Regions from separate parts of the Mus musculus genome. Here all the other regions are linked to region 1. A link is a loop called in an ENCODE intact Hi-C map of the cell type or tissue named here. Cell type or tissue: heart. All regions are shown on one strand. Region 1 has its middle 120 kb from the start of Gm24319. Region 2 has its middle 300 kb from the start of Gm46645. Region 3 overlaps Cep78 (centrosomal protein 78).

The links. A loop is a pair of places that touch in the nucleus more often than their neighbours do. Peaks named below come from ENCODE experiments on the same cell type or tissue, not always from the same donor. Only the 100,000 strongest peaks of a DNase experiment are listed, where the experiment ranks them.
Region 2: it touches region 1 in a loop (3-fold over the local background); 6 of 42 quality-filtered maps call a loop at or near these places.
Region 3: it touches region 1 in a loop (2.9-fold over the local background); 5 of 42 quality-filtered maps call a loop at or near these places.

The regions. Positions count from the first base shown.
Region 1 is chr19:15,801,072-15,803,571 of GRCm38, reverse strand. No RefSeq gene overlaps it. Among named protein-coding and RNA genes, the nearest start is that of Gm24319, 120 kb to the right of the region's middle. In heart, a CTCF peak has its summit at 1,520 (motif pointing right); DNase peaks (open chromatin) are centred at 1,621 and 2,121; H3K4me3 peaks cover 1,218 bases; H3K27ac peaks cover 366 bases; H3K27me3 peaks cover 1,097 bases.
Region 2 is chr19:15,034,694-15,037,193 of GRCm38, reverse strand. No RefSeq gene overlaps it. Among named protein-coding and RNA genes, the nearest start is that of Gm46645, 300 kb to the left of the region's middle. In heart, a CTCF peak has its summit at 1,422 (motif pointing right); no DNase peak of the experiment used is centred here; H3K27me3 peaks cover 212 bases.
Region 3 is chr19:15,964,250-15,966,749 of GRCm38, reverse strand. All of the region lies in intron 11 of Cep78 (centrosomal protein 78), which reads left to right. Among named protein-coding and RNA genes, the nearest start is that of Cep78, 19 kb to the left of the region's middle. In heart, a CTCF peak has its summit at 1,443 (motif pointing right); no DNase peak of the experiment used is centred here.

The DNA of each region.
Region 1 (2,500 bases):
CCCTCTGCCCTAAATCCTTTTCTTATACTTTGTAGCTTTTTAAGCAAGGCCCCTCTTTAAGAAGACATAATCCCTTCTCTGTAGAAAACATGAAAGACCTTGAACAAATCAAGATTTCTCCATGGAGAATTCAGTTAATCCTGCGCTTATTGCCTAACAAGGAAATCCATCTCTCCACCAAGCACGCCATTACCCGGACTAATGCCTGACTTGAATAACAAGCAAATTATTGTGCTTTTAATTGTACCCTGCCTGGTCACGAAGCACATCTGAGAGAGGGATGTGGCATCTCTTCCCGAGAAACAGGTCAAGCCTCTAATCCTCCTTTTCTTTTTGCCTTCCCCTCCCCCTCCAACCCTTTCTCTTCCCAGCAGCAGAAGGGGGGAAAAAGACAGCTAAATTATGTTTAAAATGGAAGAGCTAAAGAAGAAAAAAAGGCAGTAAATACTGACTTGGGAGAAGGAGAATTATCCTCTGTCTCTGCGGTGTGGCTCATTTGAGAACAATCAATGTTATCATAACCCCATTACCAGAGGGCGATCTCTCTCTCTCTCTCTCTCTCTCTCTCTCTCTCTCTCTCTCTCTCTCCCTCTCCCTCTCCCTCTCCCTCTCCCTCTCCCTCTCCCTCTCCCTCCCCCTCCCTCCCCCTCCCCCTTTTCTAAACCAGACTCCTAGTGCATCTGTGCTATTGACAGTTTGGGCTGGATAACTCTCTGCTGTGTGTGTTAGTGGTGGGTCTCTCCTGAATGCTGTAGAACGCTCAACACCTTGTCAAGTTGTGTCAATCCAAAATGTTCCAATATGATAACAAAGACTCTTGGATGTCATGCCAGTCACCCTGATTGAGAGTCACAAACCAAACCCAACATATTGCGATGGACTGGTTGTATATGATCGTCCATCTCTACACAAACGCTAATCAAATCAGGATTTTTTTAAAACTGGAAACCAGGGAGGCAATCATGTCCTTCATGTATGTAGAACAGAATGAAATAAAAGGCAGCCGAAGCATTTGTTGTCAGGAATAGGGGAGTTGCTTGTTTCAGGATCCAGGATGCAAAAAGACTTGGCATTTGATCCTCAGTGCACAGACAAGTGTCTCTGAATGCAGGAAGCTTTTGAATGCCCCTCCCCATCTTGCAGTCTTAGAAACTGGGCTTGTTTTGGGTGGGAGAAGGATGATATGAAGGTTTACAGCGTAAGAACCATTACCCAGAAGTGCTGATACCCAAGATAGTTGAGGTCGGATGGAGAAGTGGTGAGCCTCAAGCTCTTTCAGACAATGCCAGCCAACCATCCTGAGACCTGGAAACCAGCATCACGGAAAGCGCCCCACAGCGGAAGTATTAGTCACGCGCTGCACTGCACTTAGAGTTGCAACCTTAGAGGAAAACGCCGTCTTACTCCGAGGTACAAAGAATCAGCTTATTTTTAGAACTTACTAGAAGCTTTGTTGTCTGTCCTTTAGTGGCCTCGAGCAAATATGGGAGAGAAAGGCATTGCCGTTAACCTCCGTGACCAATAGATGGCGGTGTATCTCTTCCTGAGAAGCCAGGCTTGGCAGCAGCTGGTAAGACCTCCTTAAGCTAAGGAAGACAAGTGCCACTCGGTGTCCTCTGGAAGACAGGCATTTCCTCCCATTGTTGGCACAAACAGCTCCAAACAATTGTACTGACCACACACCTTCAAGCCACATTCCGGGGTGCTGCTGGCTGCCCTGGAGTGAATGCCAGGAAAACGAACCAAGCTGCTAATTTGCTTGATTGGGGGGCGGGGGGGGGGGGGAGGGGGGGAGAAGGAGCGGGAGAAGGAGGGGGAGAGGAAGATCTTGAGTAACAATGGGCATGATTTATTTTTCCAACACGAATAGGGGCAATGCTATTTTAGCCCCTCTTCCAACTGCTGAAGTAAATGAAAGCAGCCACCTAATTAGCCGGAATCACTAGCTAGCAGAGGAAAAATTTCTGCTGCGACTCAGGCTGGGGTGGGGAGTTGGGAGAACCGGGTGTGATGTTGGAGGAGGAGAATGGGTGGGAAGGAAAAGGAGGCCAGGCGAACAGAAGGCTTTTGTAGAGCCCCTGGCTGCCTGCAGTCTGTGGGCTGAGCTGGCCCCGACCCTGAGAGAACAAGGGAGCTGTGGTTCTTCACATTCATCTTCTGCAGGCGGAAAAAGCATCTGCTGCAAGACCGGTCTCTGAGTTGATTTTTAAAGTGCTACCGGTGTAGATGAATTAGCTTGGGAAAGAGAGTCCAGCCCTGTGTCGTCTGGCTGACCTGCTGGTGGGCTGTACCAGGACCCCGCAGGAAGGCTCTCTGATGCACCATTAGGGACATTTCAGGCTGATCTGAGACCAAATTTGGCTGTTGGTCAGGAATGAAACAAATACCTAGTTATAGACTGATCCTGACTAATTGTCCTTCTCTAGCAGGACATATGCGCCATCCCTACAAGGGCAGTATCAGGAACTATCAGCACAACAATGGGCAGGTAGGCGCTGTT
Region 2 (2,500 bases), 770 kb after region 1:
TTGTGCAAGGACATAAAGCAGTCAAGATGATAAAACCAGAACTTCAAATGGGTTACCATATCAGCTCTATTTCCCCATGTGCTGTTTATTGGCACATTTGATATGCAAAGCTCTCTGCTGATCCCTTTTCTCTACAGTTCCCATAATGCTGTGAGCAGGAACTAGCAATAGCCTTTCAGAGTGAAAGAACTGAAGTTTAAAGAAATTAAAGTGTCTTTCCCAGGGCCATTGGTAATGATGGGACTGAAGAGTAAAGCTCTTAGCAATAGTTCCCTTCCCCTTTTCTCCTGCTGTATCACGCCTCTCCTGAGTCTGGCTCTGCCTCCAGTTCAGAAGCTGCACTAAGTTGCACAGCTCCGTGCACTTTCATATGGTATCTAATTTAAACCTCATGAAGTGCTACATGAGTCATATTATCACCTAAGATCACATAAGAGTTAGGAAGTAGAAGAAATGTATTTGAGCGTCAGCTCTACAGAGCAGACATTTGAATCCCAGTTTTAACCCAAGTCAAAATTTGATAAATTTCTATTTTAAAAGCTTTGATGGTAATCTCTCCCGATTCACAGCCTCGAGGCCTATGGGAGGTAGAAGACAGGACACAGAGAGGACACTGCCAAGAGAACTCAGTGCATACATAAGGCAGCTGCTTGGGCTTTCATTGTACTTGCATTTCCAATGGGAGGATTTGCTTTAATAAGCCCTAGTGAATTCTTCTGACTCCCAATGCAGACAGCTATTTGCCTCAATATGATGACAGCATATTTCCCTTTTGGAATGTTGAATGAAGGGTTGAGATAATGGTCAGTCCTCCCCCTTCTGATGAAAAGAGAAGGCTGGGAGAACACAGCAGCTTTGACGTTTGTCAGCTTGTTAGCCGGAGTCTTCAGGACATGTCTTTATTTCTGTAGTCAGCCCTAGTTGGCGCTAACAAAGAGTGACTGCAGTCTGGGTATAGAGGAAATTTCATTACTGTGTTAAAAATAATTGAGTAAAGAGACCAAGAAATAAGGCCAAGTTGGATGCAAAATGTAAGATGTAAGGCCAAACATAAGATGAAACCATGCTTATTCGGGTTACTTAAGGGGTAACAAACTGCTGTTTTGAAAACTAGTTGTTTGGGGACATCTCATGTATAGAAATATTGGACATCATCTGTAATTGTGCTGAGTAATGAGAAAGACACACCTGCTTCAAGGCTAATATGATAATGACTGTATGAGAGACCAGAGGAAAGATATCTAGGGTTATACTTTCTGACTTTTGGGGCTTGTTCTGCTAAAAACAAAAGCCTCATTAGGGGAGTTTGAAATGAATTATATTTCTCCATTTCTCTCACAATTAATTTTCAGACAGCCCAGTTACAATTTTCAAGTTAGATGCTTTTGCCCTGAGCAGGGTGGCATGAGACAGCTGAGGACCAGCAGAGGGCAGTGCTGAGCTGACGCTGGCTCTGGCACTTACTTGGGGCTATAAAATTGTGCTTGTTATTAAATGAAATCTTACGGCTAACTCAGCCACAGAGGAAATTAAACTGCTAATTATGTGTGTTTAAACCACTAAAAAGGGCCCGGTTGTTGCTCTGGATTTCAAGAAACACCTACCTCATCTCTGGATTTAAAATATGCAATTATGCCTAGAAATAGTACCTTTTAACAATTATATGCAATATATATTTTTTAATTTGTAGACTTATCTGTTTGCATAGCCTATCTCTTTTAAAGCAAATAAGCAATATATTGGTGGCTTTAGCATTGTCATTTCCTTATAGAACATGCCAGTGACTTTAACTGAGCAATCCATGCTCAATTTACATACAGGTCAGAGTTTTAAAGGATTACCATATTATTTTTTGGTTTTAAAAAATAACCATATTAATCTTATGATAGCACACCACACACATACACACACACAGAACAGAACAACAAAAACAAACACATTAAAAAAACAACAACAACAACAAAAAAAAAAACAGGATTTCTGCGGAGACAAAAATTTGCAAACCTGGAAAAAGATCTAGGTTTTTTGTTTGTTTGTTTTGCTTTGTTTTTCCAAGAAAACCTAGTTTTCTGAAAAGAAGAATAATGATTCAACTGTAGGTGATGTCATTGTCAAATTAGCCTCATGACTGAGTGAAACAGTCATCTCAGAGAGGATGAATGGGCAACAAGCACCCAAGACCGGGTGGGGACTGTGCCTGGCAACTTGGTAGCTCTCCATGCATCACCCTACAAGCCAAGGGGAGAGAGAATTTATTTGAGGTAGCAACAAAAAAAATATATAAGTAGGAATTGACCATGAGGCTCTGTCAGCTGAATGATTGTGTGGCTCGGGCCCTTGCGTACCCAACTTGTTTTCATTTTTATATTCTCGAGATCTAACTTTTCATAGTGTTTTCCCAAGGCCAGCTGGAGTGCCTTTCCCCCTTCTAAATTGGAATCTGCATTTCAACATGTCTGCAGATGATTGGCCTGATTTGAGACGTGCTATATATTGGGTC
Region 3 (2,500 bases), 160 kb before region 1:
GGACCCTCACGTAAGCAAATGAAGGTGAGCGGGAAGAAGTGTAACTGATTCAGTACAACATGGGAAACCATCACTTAGAATTAGTGCTGGGGTAGCCTGCAGCTTGGAGGGAGCCTAACTTGTGCTCCTCTGTGCAATTGGAAATGGGACACGCCAGGAATTGCTTCCTGAGGCTCTGAGGTGGTGAGTTGTAGTCTTAGGTGGTCATTATGTGAGTATCCTCTGAGGACTTCATTCTGTGCATATTCTGGCATATCAGTATTCTGTGGCAAAAAGCCAGCCTCAGGCCGTGGCTGCCCTAGAGTGCTGAGTGTGCATGTGGGAACAGACTGTTTGATCATCAGCCTGTCTATGTAGTTGAATTCACATGTTCATTCATTTTGCACTGAGCAGTTGTGAGTTCATGCACTCTTGTGAGTTTGTATATGTGCTCATTCACTTAGTCACTGTGTGGATTCAGTCGATAAGGAAATCAGGACCCAGAGTTACAGAATTTGCTGGTTAATGGGTCAAGACTTTGCCCTTAGAGAATTTTCAGTTTTTAGAGGGGAAAAAAAAAATCAAAAACCAAAATTTAACTACTATTAAGCAAAGAAATGGAGAATAGAAAATGAGGGCAAGCTTCTCCACTTGTTCCTTTGAAGAAAACCATCTTCGTAGACACGTCTTACGCGGCCAGGGCTTCTCCCTTCATTCTTTACTGCCTGCTTTCTTTGTGCTAGGCATAGGAAGTGGCAGAATAAATGCTTCATAAAAGATGTTTCTCTTCTTCACACATCCCACAGTTTCCATGGGGAAATGAATCGTAGTAGATGTGACGTTTCAGAGTGATAGGCTGGCTTAGTTTGGTTTCCGTTGTTGCCACAAAACACTATGACCAAATAGTAAGTTGGGAGGAAAGGTTTTAGTCAGCTTACATTTCCATATTGCTGTTCACCACCAAAGGAACTCAGGCAGGGCAGAAACCTGGAGGCAGCAGTTGATGCAGAAGCCATGGAGGGGTGCTGCTTACTGGCTTGCTTTACATGACTTGCTCAGCCTACTTTCTTATAGAACCCAGGACTACCAGCCCAGGGATGACACTACCTATGATGGGCTGGACACTCCCACATTGATCATTAATTGAGAAAATGCCTTACAGCTGGATCTTATGGAGGCATCTCCTCAATTGAGGCTCCTTCTTCTGACTCCAGCTTGTGTCAAGTTGACATAAAACCATCCAGTACATTGGGTTTGTTACTGGAAGCAGTGTCAAATCCTAGACATGTGTCAGAAAGCTGTTAAGACAGAGGTTCATTTGGTACATACCTCTAAACCAGAAGACTGAGGCAGGAGGATGGAAAGTTTGAGTCCAGACTGAGCTACATAGTAGGCCCCTATGAAAAGAAGAGTGTTGAGAGGAGACACTTGATACAAATCTGACATTGTCTGACTCCCTCCACTAGGGGGAGAAGCTGTTTCATGTCATTGCACTTGGCTGTGCTGTGGAGAGCCAGTCAGAAATGGAGATGTCAAGCGATTGTCCATGATTGGGTGGGACCATGCAGCGATGACACTGTTTTGGCGTCACCCATGCCCCCTTTATTAGCCCCTCATTTGTGCCATATAAGTGAGTCCAGGAAGCTCACTGGCTTGCAGGGGAAAGACTCACTATAGGCTCCTTTCTCAAGCTGTGGTGCGTTAAATCAGTATGTGAATCATAAACACAGGAGTTTGCAAGGTCTTTCCATAAATGGATTTTATGTGCTGGTGAGACGGCTCATGAGTTGAAGGTGCCCACTGCCAAGCCTCATAACCTGGACTCCATCACCAGGATCTCCATATCCCATGGTGGAAGAGAAGCTGCGGTCTGGCCTCCATGTATGCACTGTGGCACACATGCGCCTCACGCACACAGCCAGCATGCCATGAAACGTAATGAACATTTTGTTTTAGTTCTAGGCACTGTTAGTCACGGCTGGCTCTGGAAAGGGCCTCAGCAGCTGAGAGCAGGTGGTGGTTTCACAGAGGACTGAGTTCAGTTCCTCCTGCTCTTGTCACGTGGCTCACAACCACCTGTGACCCCAGGTCCAGGGGACCCAGCGCCCTCTTCTCAGAAATCCATCCCCACATGCACACATAGAAGTTTTTTTTTTTTAAGCATTTTTAAATTAGATATTTTCTTCATTTACATTAGATCAGTCTTTAAAGAGAAAAGGAGTTTGATATGATCAAAGCATATTCAAACATCCAGTCTGAGTGTAAAAGTTTTCCATTGAGGAAATACTTTAAAGCAGTTTGTTGAGAGGTTTTGTTGACACACACTTAGATATTTTATATCTTTGTTTTCCTTAGGTATATAACATTTAAAAATATATTTTATGTATATGAATGTTTTGAGGACATGTATCACATGTGTGTCTAGTACCCAGCAAGGCCAGAAGAGTGACCAGATCCCTTGGAAACAGTTGTGAACTGCTATGTGAGTGCTAGAAATTTAGCTACTCAATGCTAAACTTAG